Regions from separate parts of the Homo sapiens genome. Here region 2 is linked to region 1. Evidence: chromatin loops called from intact Hi-C (ENCODE). Cell type or tissue: chondrocyte. All regions are shown on one strand. Each heading gives the region's core, and the rest is flanking DNA. Links, peaks and the distances in the headings are about the cores only.

Evidence for each region. Hi-C counts contacts between places; a loop is a spot of excess contacts. Peaks named below come from ENCODE experiments on the same cell type or tissue, not always from the same donor. Only the 100,000 strongest peaks of a DNase experiment are listed, where the experiment ranks them.
Region 2: a loop joins it to region 1, with 5 times the contacts of the local background. A loop is called at or near these places in 7 of 110 quality-filtered maps.

What each region holds. Positions count from the first base shown.
Region 1 is chr16:66,481,463-66,486,832 of GRCh38, reverse strand. It overlaps BEAN1 (brain expressed associated with NEDD4 1), which reads right to left. Exons shown (of 5, transcript NM_001178020.3): 5 at 4,000-5,370. LOC124903698 reads left to right here and starts at 551. Exons shown (of 5, transcript XM_047435016.1): 1 at 551-5,370. The coding sequence starts at 1,684. The coding sequence ends at 2,289. RefSeq lists a silencer at 1,814-1,883 and an enhancer at 1,696-2,676. In chondrocyte, for the core only: CTCF peaks have their summits at 2,704 and 2,910 (motif pointing right); DNase peaks (open chromatin) are centred at 2,952 and 5,282.
Region 2 is chr16:66,272,832-66,278,201 of GRCh38, reverse strand. No RefSeq gene overlaps it. Among named protein-coding and RNA genes, the nearest start is that of CDH5, 91 kb to the left of the region's middle. In chondrocyte, for the core only: CTCF peaks have their summits at 2,179 and 3,646 (motif pointing left); no DNase peak of the experiment used is centred there.

The sequences.
Region 1 (5,370 bases), core at 371-5,370:
CTATCTGTGGCTTGGGGTCATCGCTCAGACTGAGATCTGAGGGGTAGGGCCTGTCCCTGTCAAGGGAACATGGCAGAGGCTGCTCGTCTGTGTGTCTCCAGTCCTCCCAGCCTCCTCCCCTCTTTTCTTTGCAGAACCCATTCCAGGAGAGATGAATGTGGCTCCTCCTCTTCCACCCTCCACAGAGTGGCAGGCAGGGAGGGGAGATGGAGGCATGGGAGATGTGCAAGGGCTGCTTTGGCATGACCCAGGCTCAGTCAGCCAGAGACCGTAATCCTGGCTGGGTGCGGTGGCTCACACCTGTAATCCCAGGACTTTGGGTGGCCAAGGCAGGCAGATCACCTGAGGTCAGGAGTTCAAGACCAGCCTGGCCAACATGGTGAGACCCCGTCTCTACTAAAAATACAAAAATTTAGCTGGGCGCAGTGACATGTGCCCGTAATCCCAGCTACTCAGAATGCCCGTAATCCCAGCTACTCAGGAGGCTGAGGCAGGCTAATCGCTTGAACCTGGGAGACGGAGGTTGCAGTGAGCCGAGATCGTACCACTGCACTCCAGTGTGGGCGACAGGGTGAGACTTTGACTCAAAAACAAACAACAAACAAACAAACAAACAACAGAGACCCTAATCCCAGCCATTCAGAGAGTCAGGGATGAGGACATGTCTGGGCCAGTTTTCTCTGAGACTTGGTATTTGCTCTCTGGGAGAGAGAGGATCTCTTTGTTTTGGATTATGAACCAACCAAAGTAGACTTGGGGCTTCCATACTTTTGTTCTGATGGGAGAATGAAGGCACTGTGGTGGACAGCAGAATCCAGAGAGAGATGACATACCTGCCCATATTCCCGGACTTTCTGGATCCAGCCATGCCTGACTTGGACAATTCAGTAAGTATTCTTCCTTGCTCATGAAGATTCAAGTTGGGTTTCTGACTCTTGCAGTTGGATAATGAGGCTCAGAGTGGCAGGGAGTGGAGGGTCCTTTTCAAGGGATGCTCTTCTACTCCACCACACAGTTCAGATGGTGCCAGCCTTGGGGTGGGCTGTGGACCAGGCAGCCACTGGCAGTGGAAGAGAGACAGGCAGCCCCAGGCCCCCAGGAGTCATGCTGGTGAGATGGTCAGTGGTGGCATGGCTGAGGTGGGGACGGCAGGGCCTGAGGACCTGCAACCTTGGATTTCTTGGAGACATGTTGGGCTGGCACAACTGGGCTGCCACCCTGGGGGTAAAGATCTGCCCAGCCCCCAAGCCCAGAGATACCCGGCCTGATCTAGGCAACCAGTCCTGGGCTCCAGAGAGTTCCTCTGGCCCCGAGGACGTGCAATGTGGGGTGAAGCAAAGCAGAGACCAGGACAGAAGATTCACTTCCTCAGACGATGAAGCTTACTGTCTCTCCACCGCTCATGCCAAGAGCCTGGACATGCAGGTGGGCATGGATAGGAACAGCTGAGTGGGAGTGTCAGTGGCACTGGAGTATGCAACACCAAGTGTGTACGTGCACAAGCTCTAAGTGAGAAGGGCACTAGTGTGTGTGCACCAAAGCTGTCTGAGCAAATGTCCACGAAACCACAGGAGGTGGAGCTGAGGGATGCTACATGTGAGTGTGTGCCAGGGGTATCTCTAGGAACTTGGGAGGGGCCCCAGTGTGTGTATGTGCATGTGGGCTTGGCCAGTGTGACAATGGATGTTCCTCGTGGTGGCTGTGAACAGCCTTACTCTGTATCAACCCTCCTTCCGCCCTCTTCTGGGCGATGCCTGTTGCTTGTGTGTGGCAGCAGCTGCTGGAGCCCTTTGCAGAGACCTGGGACCTCACCACACCCATACACGGGGACCCAATGATGGCTCTTGTGGACTATCACGATGGCGTCATCGCCAGCACGGTGACTCCCCTGAAGACTTTTTTCTGGCCAGAGGAGCCCATTTGGCCTCCACAAGGGGCAGGAATGAACATTCTCCAAAGGGCAGCCTCCAAAAATGTCTGCTGAGCATCAGGGTACAAACAACCCGTCTCTCCCACCTGAGGGCGGGCGTCACTTTGAGGTGCGTTCTACTCTGTGTCTCAGAGTCACCAGTGGGACTGCGCTCAGTGGCCTGCAGTGGTGACCTGCTTGGTGACCCCCTCACTGGCTTCCTTGCCTTTCTTGTTTCCTGCCTCACTCCATCTGGTACTCCTGGGAACACTTCCCTAACCAAACTCTCACCCACATCCTCATCCCAGGGTCTGGCCCTGGGGCCCCTGTCTCCATCGTCCTGTGATGCAGCTTCACCTTCCATCTCCTTGGGCCTCTGATGAGCCCAGGTACCTGGGGTGTTCTCCTTGGCCCCTGGCACAGACAGGCGGCATCTCCTTAGGAATGTGCAAAGGACCTTGAATGTGGTGCCATATGTGACACACCACAGCATAGGGCATGTCGTGGATGGAGGAGCAGGAAAAGCCAAGAGCGTGACAGTCCCAAAGGCCTGTGGGATCCTAAGTCTTTGTGGTGGGAGCTGGGTGTCGGTGTGGGGTGGTTTCGGTTGGGGGCAGCACATGGCTGGACACCATCACTGTGGAAGTTTCTGCATTCATTCCCAGGAGGTGGAGCCCCAGAGCACTGAGGTGGCACCAGAGCCATGCCTAGTGATGTTCAGAACAGAGGGCATGCAAAATGATTATTTTGCTTACAGAGAGGGGGACATAAGTGTCAGGCTTTGTCCAGAGAGTGATGCTGGCGGGGCGGGGGTGAGCCCCAAAAATGGAATACTTGAATGGGTTCAACCTCATAGAACATCTCAAGGGTGGAAGAAAAGCCCAGGGTTAAAATGACGGGTTTTGTCTGCAATTATGAGTGCTGGTGGGTATTGTGTTTCAAGGTGAGAGGAGGGGCTTCCTCATTCTTCAGGGCCTGACTTGTTCACTTTGAGCAGTGGCAGCAGCGAGCCGGCAGGTGGCAGTGTGGGCTCAGGGTGGGGGTGATAGGCGCAGCAGAGCCAGCCTTGGCCTGTCCAGCAGGGACGTGGGCTGGAGAACCAGAAGGATGAGCCTATCTCGTGGTCTTTCCCCCCGCTGCACCCTCCTTCAGGATTGCACCCCACTTTCAAGGCACTTGGGGTCTAAGACTATATTAATGGACTATTCGAATTTTGGATTGCACCCCACTTTCAAGGCACTTGGGGGCATCTAGGACTATGTTAGTGGGCTCTATTGGAGTTCTGGTGGGAGGGAAATGTGACAGAGGAAGGGGCCCAGGCTCTGTCCGCTAAGAGATCAATAGCCCAAGCCATGGTGTTGTGGAGGGCATGGAAAGGAAGAGGGGAATTCCTGCAGAGGGTGAGACAACAGCTCATTTCAGTTTCATTGCCACTTTCCTCTCTTTCCTGGTGGTACAAGCCATCAGGGTGCTACAAGCCAACTCCTGTTAGAGTAAAACGTGTAGTCTCTGAAGTTCCTAGAGTCAGGTCCTGAAGTTGATGGCCCATCCTCATGACGTTACACCAGCCATGTCTCAGAGAAATGATGCCAAGTTTCAGTGAGGTTAAAAAAAAAAAAGCAACTCCTGTAAGGCACTGACTATCCAAATATCCACATCAACAGGAAAATGACAAGGCTTCAATGGTGCTTAATCTTGAGAGGTAATGAATGGGTAGAGATTGCTAGCCGGAGGTGTATTTTCATTTTGTTGCTATTTAGTGTTTCCTTTTCTTACAAGTTTCAGAAGGTATAAACCCTACTCGGGAGGCTGAGGTGAGAGGATCGCTTGAGACCAGGAGTTTCAACTAGCCTGGGCAACATAGTGAGACCCTGTGTTTACAAAAATTCAAAATCAAAAATTAGCTGGGTATGGTGGTGCATGCCTGTAGTCCCAGCTGCTTAGGAGGCTGAGGTGGGAGGATCACTTGAGCCCAGGAGTTCAAGGCTACAGTGAGCTATGTTCATACCATTGCACTCCAGCGTAGGCGACTGAGTGAGACCCTGTCTGAAGAAAAAAAGAAAAGAAAAAAAGGAACCTTATGCACTCTCTGAAAGTGTTACTTCTTGCTACATTTTATTGATATTATGTATTTATTTTGAACACAGAAAAGATACATTGTTGCTTATTCATTGCCTAGTCCAGGAACAAGAAAAGCTATTCAGCTCCATCTTTCAAACACTGATGAGTAGGTAGGAATTTTTATCCCTTTTTTTCCCCCAGCACTCTCTGGAATTGCAGAAGCAGGATGTGTTTCTTAAAAGAGTCTCATTCCTGGACTGCATTTTAAAGGCTATACAGTACAACAGACAGATATTTTTTGCCTAGAAAACAGTACACCACTAAGGTGGTCAGAACTGCTTGTAAACAAGTCCCTCCCCCAGATGGAGTCTGGGGCTCCAGGAGGCTGCACGCAGGATGCTACAGAACTTCTGGGTGGATTCCTTTCAGCTCCGCACCAGAAGAAATGCTATCTCTACAGAAAATAAAATTCAAGATTGCCATCCTTGCCACTCCTCTGCTTAAGAAAGAGATTACTAAATAGTCTTAGCCCTTCATTGGAGGAACAGAAATGTGGGGAAGCAGGATAGGGTGCTGTTTTTTAACGACGAGGGACAAGAGGTGGGAGGGAGGCAGAGTGATGGCCGCTGGCGATGCTAGCAGGGACACTGCTCAGAGATGCTTGGCTGCCACCCTCTGTGGGCTGGGTCTTCAGGAATCACCTCTGTTACCTGCGTGGTCTTTGATGGAAATCGCTGGGGTTTCTTGGTCAAGATCTGAGCCAGCCTTTCTGCAGCCAGGCTGACCCTACAAATCCCCTTCTGTGGCAGCAAGGCTGAGTAGCCTTCTGGTCCTCTTGTGGTGGCAAGGTGGTATTTATGGGGAGCATATCCCCTTCATTTTGTCTCTGCAAACACCCACGTGGGCAAGGCCAGAACACAGCCACTCACCATCCCCAGCTATGAGCAGCCACCTAGAAGGACAGCACCAGCTCCGGGGTCTGGCTCTGACCCATTCGCGTGCAGGCCACAGTGGTCGGCCAGGCAGGGACTGAGGGAGGGGCCACTTCTCTGCCTCAGAGAGGTGCCCAGGCAGCACTGTGGTGAAGCCACCTGGAGAAGGGCAATGGCCTCATCTTCCTTGAAGACCCTTAGTCCTGGGCAGTGGCTGGACTGATGAGGGAACCGCCGCTGCACACCCACGGAGGGCCCTGCCCATCTACCTGGGGCCTGCAGCGTCAGAGATAGCTCTACTAGCACCACCTGACTGAGGGACTGAGGGTACTGGGGTTGGGAGGGGGCCTAGTGGGCTGTGAGGGCCTCCAGTTTGCGCCTGAGACCCCAGACCCAGGTCCCCCACCTTGTAAGTGGCAGGGTGGTGATGTTGTGGCTCATCTGCCCTGGAATCGAGAGATAGGCACA
Region 2 (5,370 bases), core at 219-5,218, 210 kb after region 1:
TGCTGAGCCAGGTGAACGAGTGCTCTGAATGCCTGGAGATCTGCCCAGTCGTGAAGCAGAGAGGGCCTCCTGGTACCAGGATCTCTGCACAGGAAGGATGGGGTAACTCGGGCGGCTAATCTGTGGGAGCAGATGCTCTGAATGCCTAGAGAACAGCCTGGGTGTGGAGAAGAGAGGGTCCTACTGCACACAGTCCATTCCCAAGAAGGGTGGGGCAGCTCAGGCTGCTGGTCCAGGCAAGTGGGTGCTCTTAATGCCTGGCGCTCTACCGGGAGGTAGAGCAGAGAGGGCCCCACTGCACCATGATCCCAGGGAGCAGGCTGCGGCACCCAGAAGTGACACATGCAGACCAGACTGGTTCCAGGTTGCCAAGCTGGCCCTGGCTGCAGTTCTCATCACCCAGAAGAAACCATGCTGTAGTAGCTCTCCTCCCTCCCCAGGTCTGCAATGGAGAAAAGCACAATTCCAATGCTTACTGTTGAGGTGCTTTCCACAGTTCTGGCCATGGAGGCCTGTACCCTGGTCCAGAGCAAGTGCTCCAATCTCTGGCCTGAGACTAAAATGCCTGTGCAGCCACACTGCCAGGTTGCCAAAGAGTAACTGACTTTGTATACACTCATATTGAAAATGGCACCCTGCTCTCAGTTCCAGGTCTGGGAAAATGCCTGCAGCTTTTCCAGGTACCTTTCTCTCTCAGCATCTCCAAGCCTCTCCCTGAGTTGGCTCCAGGGCTTGGGAGAAACAAAGCGCTTTCCCTTGGCTTGGATTGCTGTGTTCCCCAGAGGAAAAGTGAATCACAAAAGGAGGCTCCCTGCCCCACTCATGCACTGGGGCTTTACTCACTTTCATCATTGAGACGCAATCACAGGGGCTGTTTGCCCACCTTCTCGTCCCCAGGATTTAGGGTGTCCTTCATGATTCCAGTGGATTCCCAGGTTTTTTTTTTCTTGAATTAAAGCTCAGAGTTGATCTTTATGTAGTATTTTGCTATTTCCAAGTTTTTGAAGCATACTGAAAGCCTCTACTTCATCACCTTGAAAAGGCAAAACTAGAGGCTTTCAGTGTGCTTCAAAAACTTGGAAATAGCAAAATACTACATAAAGACCAACTCTGAGCATTAATTCAAGAAAAAAAAAAAACAAAACTGTCTCATTTTTAAAGGATAGTTTTTCCAGTTTTAGTATTCTTGATTGATAGCTTTTTTCCTTCAGCACTCTGAGTACATCATTCCACTGCCTTATGGCTAAAAGGTTTTTGCTGAGAAACCTCCTGATAATCTTATAGAAGCCTCTTTGTCTGTGATGAAGCACTTTTACTACTTTCAAGGCTTTCTCTTTGTCTTTTGACAGTTTGATTATAATGTGTCACAGTTTGGGCCTCTTTGATTTTATACCAGTTGGAATTCATTGAACTTGGACTTCTATTTTCATTTGTTTCCTCTGATTTGGGAAGTTTTTGGCCATTTCCTCAAATAAGGTCTCTGCCCCTTTCTCTCCTACTTCTAGGATTTCCATAGTGTATAAAAGGGTCTGCTTGATGACGTCCCATAAGTCCCTTAGGGCCTTTTCAGTTTTCTTAATTATTTTTTCTTTGTGCTCCTCTGACTTGATTCAAATGAACGATCTGCAAATTTGCGAGTTCTTTCTTCTGCCTAAGTCTGCTTTGAACAGCTGTAGTGAATTTTTCAACTTAGTTATTGTATTTTTTAGCTCTAGAATTTCTGTTTCTTTAGTTTATTTCTGTTGACATTCTCACTGGACTCATCCAGCATTTTCCTGATTTCACTTAGTTGTCTATCTGTGTTCTCTTTTAGCTCACTGAGCATCTTCAACACAGTTGTTTTGAATTCTTTGTGAGAAAGTTCAGCAATTTGCATTTCTTTAGGCTTGGTTACTGGAGTTTTATTTTGTTCATTTGATTGGGCCATGTTTACCTGTTTATTTGTATGCCTTGTGATCTTTTGTTGAGATTTTGGCATTTGAAAAAACAACCACCTCTCCCAGTCTTTATGAATTGGCCTCACGCACGGGGAGACTTTTACCAATCAGCCTGGCAAAAGGTTCTGGGACCTCTCAAATCTTTTCTGGGGATGTGTCTTCTCTGGCCTTGTGCATGCCTGTTTAACCGTCTCGAATTCCCTAGTCTATTTCTTCTCAAGAGACATAATCTCTTGCTCCTCCTGCTGTCTTCCTGTGGAACTGCATAATCTCTGCAGCTGTAACGTTCCTTGGAGCTTGCCTGTTTCCAGTGGCTTCTGTGCTGCCATTCCTGTCTGTGCTCTGAGTCAGGCAAGACAGAAGTCAGTCTCTCAGGCAGCCCCCAGACAAGCCAGAACATTGGCTGCACAAGTCAATGTTTGGTTTTCAACCCGAGGGAGTAGTTCTGGTATGGGAGGTTTTCTCATGGTTGTGCCACATTATACTGGGCCCAGGAATCTCTTATCAAATCCCTTACCACTTTGTGACATCATAAAATAGTGGCAGTATTTTTCTTTAGTCAAAAGTCAACCAAATATATGCTGCTTCAGCAGCTGGATTGTAACCTCTAAAGAAGGAGGTTCCAATGATATCAAGGGAGGAAGAAGGAAATAGCAATTCTTTTCCAACTCCAGCTCCGTCTGTTTCAGTCTCTGCACCAGGCACTTTACTCACGTGGTCTTTTTTACATCTTGTAAAGCAGGTGGTGTTATCCCCATTATGCAGATGAGGAGCCTGAGGGCTGGGGAGGGTATGTGACTTTCTATGTTCTGAGCTGTAGAAGCTGGATTTGAACCCAGGTCTGCCTAACAGCAAAGTTGGTAAAATACCTGAGACTGGGTAGTTTATAAAGAAAAGAGTTTTAATTGGCTTATGGTTCTGCAGACTCTACAGGAAGCATAGTGGCTTCTGCTTTTGAGGAGGCCTCAGGAAGCTTCCAATCATGGCAGAAGGCAAAGGGGGAGCAGGTGTCCTACATAGCAGGGGCAGGAGCAAGAGAGAGAGACAGTGAAAGGGGAGGTGCCACACACTTAAATAACCAGATCTCATGAGAACTCACTTACTATCATGAGAACCGCACCAAGAGGGTGGTGCTGCACCATTCATGAGAAACCCACTACCATGATGCAGTCACCTCCCACCAGACCCCGCCTCCAACACAGGGGATTACAATTTGACATGAACTTTGGCCAGGGACACAGATCCAAACCATATCAGTCTTTTTTCCATGACACTGAGCAAAAGGACCCAATCTTGGTCATATGTGTCCCTCACCCACCCCCAATGTGCCCAACAGAGTTCAGCAAGTGTTTATTGCACGAATGAGGCTAGAGATGCAACCAAGGAGACGCAGAGGAAACCAGCCTTGCCCCGCCACCTGCCCCCGCTTCCTTGCCTGTATGTCTGTTGACTTTTGCTTTCCCTTGGTTTATGCTCTAGGGGCCTGCGGGGTTTCTGAGCCTGGGCAAAACTCACTGAGGAAGGGAAAAAAATCTGCTCACCAGGTCACACAGCACATTTAAACAGATTAGGCAAAACCTCTCCCTTTCTCAAGACACTTCCATATATGGAAAATTATTGTAATGTACTGATTTTCTTAGCATGAGTCTCTTTACTGCCATCTTCTGGAAGTTTATGACAGTATACACATTTATGATTATGATGGATAGCAGGCAGTCCTTTGCACCCTAGGTGTGACACTCTTGTGCCACTTCTCTGTGGTGGCCATTCAGGGAGATGAATCTGGAACCTTCTGAAGCCTAGGAGAAGAGGTTTATGGATTCTATTTTTCTGTTTGGATTTGTTACCCTGGTCCTGCCCATTGTAAATCTCTGGGCTTCTTCGTGTTCACTACGCCCGCCCATACCTGATCTTGCCCTGGGGCCTGTAAGGAGTCTTGTTTAAATGCAAGCCATTGCAGGAGTGAAGGCTTAACATCCCATGAACTCCTTTAGTTTTCTGCCTCAGTTTCCTTGCTGGGCTGACAGCTCCGCCACCTGACCTAGCTTTGACCAGCCCTGGGACCTTGGCCACTGGAGGGTGCTATTAGCTGGGTTATTGCTGGGATAAACTTGACCACTGGACCTCACTGGCTGGGAACCTTTGAATGTCTTCTATTGGACTGTTAGTCATTCTCCTTTGGGGCTTACAAGGTTCACTCACTCAGTCACTCACTAATTCAATTCATGAGTTCAGCAGGTAATGACTAAGTCCCCACACCATGCCAGTACTGTGCTAGGCACTGGGGGATCAATGGTGAGAAAAACAAGCAAACAAGCACATGGGATGCAGCAGACACCTCTGGCACCCTGCTCATCACATTCCTTGGCCAGCTGTGATTTCAGTGCCAGCGACAGTGGCCGGTGGCCGTTTCCCTGACAGCTCAGAAAGCTTGCCTTGCTCTTACAGCATCCACTTCATGTATGGGACAGATGCCTGTTGGTTTTCTGCCTCAGGGTCTTCTCCAGCGTTGTGGGAACACTCTTAGCCCATGCAAGCCTGGCGGTGTGAAGGCACGAGTTAAAATGTACCCAGGATTTGTTTTAATCAGTATGGTCAGACACGCAGGCAGGGAGATGATTGTCATAAAGGAAGAAGTTTATACTAAGTACTCTAGAAATGGGAGGCACTGCACACTGCTACCTGGAACACATGGGAAGCGCCAGGGTCAGAAGGCAGAAGAGGGAGAGGGGAGAGCAAGGCTCAGAGCCTTTGTTGAGGATTTCTTGGGAAGGTGTGGGCAAGGCAGGGTAGGTAGACTGAGTTAGCTTAGGATGGATAGTGTGAATCACTGTGGAGGGCTCTGGGCTTTCAAGGTCATTCCTAGTTGTCTGGTTCTTGGCCCTGTAGTGATTTAGGGCAGAGAGAATATTGACTTGGCAGTTGGACGGTTGGGGGTGTGGGCTCTGGAACGATTGCTTTGTACATCAAAGGTGCAGTCACAGGGGAGTCCTTTGCTGTCTCTAGGAATTAGCTAGCTCTGGGAGGGGCAGTCTCTCCAGGATCAAGGCCCCAAATGCCGGAGCATCAGGAATACAGAAAATAAGAAAATGCAGTCAATACAGGGCATGAATCTTGTCCGGGGAAGCTCTCAGCCAATGAGGGCTGGGAGCTGGTGGATGAATGCTCCAGGCTCTTGGCCTTTAGGGGACTGATTCTGGGGACTTCATGCTGCTTGTCAGGAGGTCCCAGCTGCACTGAGCCTCTGTTGCCCAAAGCATTGATGACCGCAACACAACTTTTAATGATCTTACTCCTCCCTATGCCATTTTCCCTCAATCCTTCACTCTTGCTGTCTGGGAACCTCTCCCAAATAAACAACCTGCACTCCAGTCTTATCTCAGGCTGTGCCTTCTGGGAACCCCACATAAGCCACCTGACCCCTGCTGCCTTA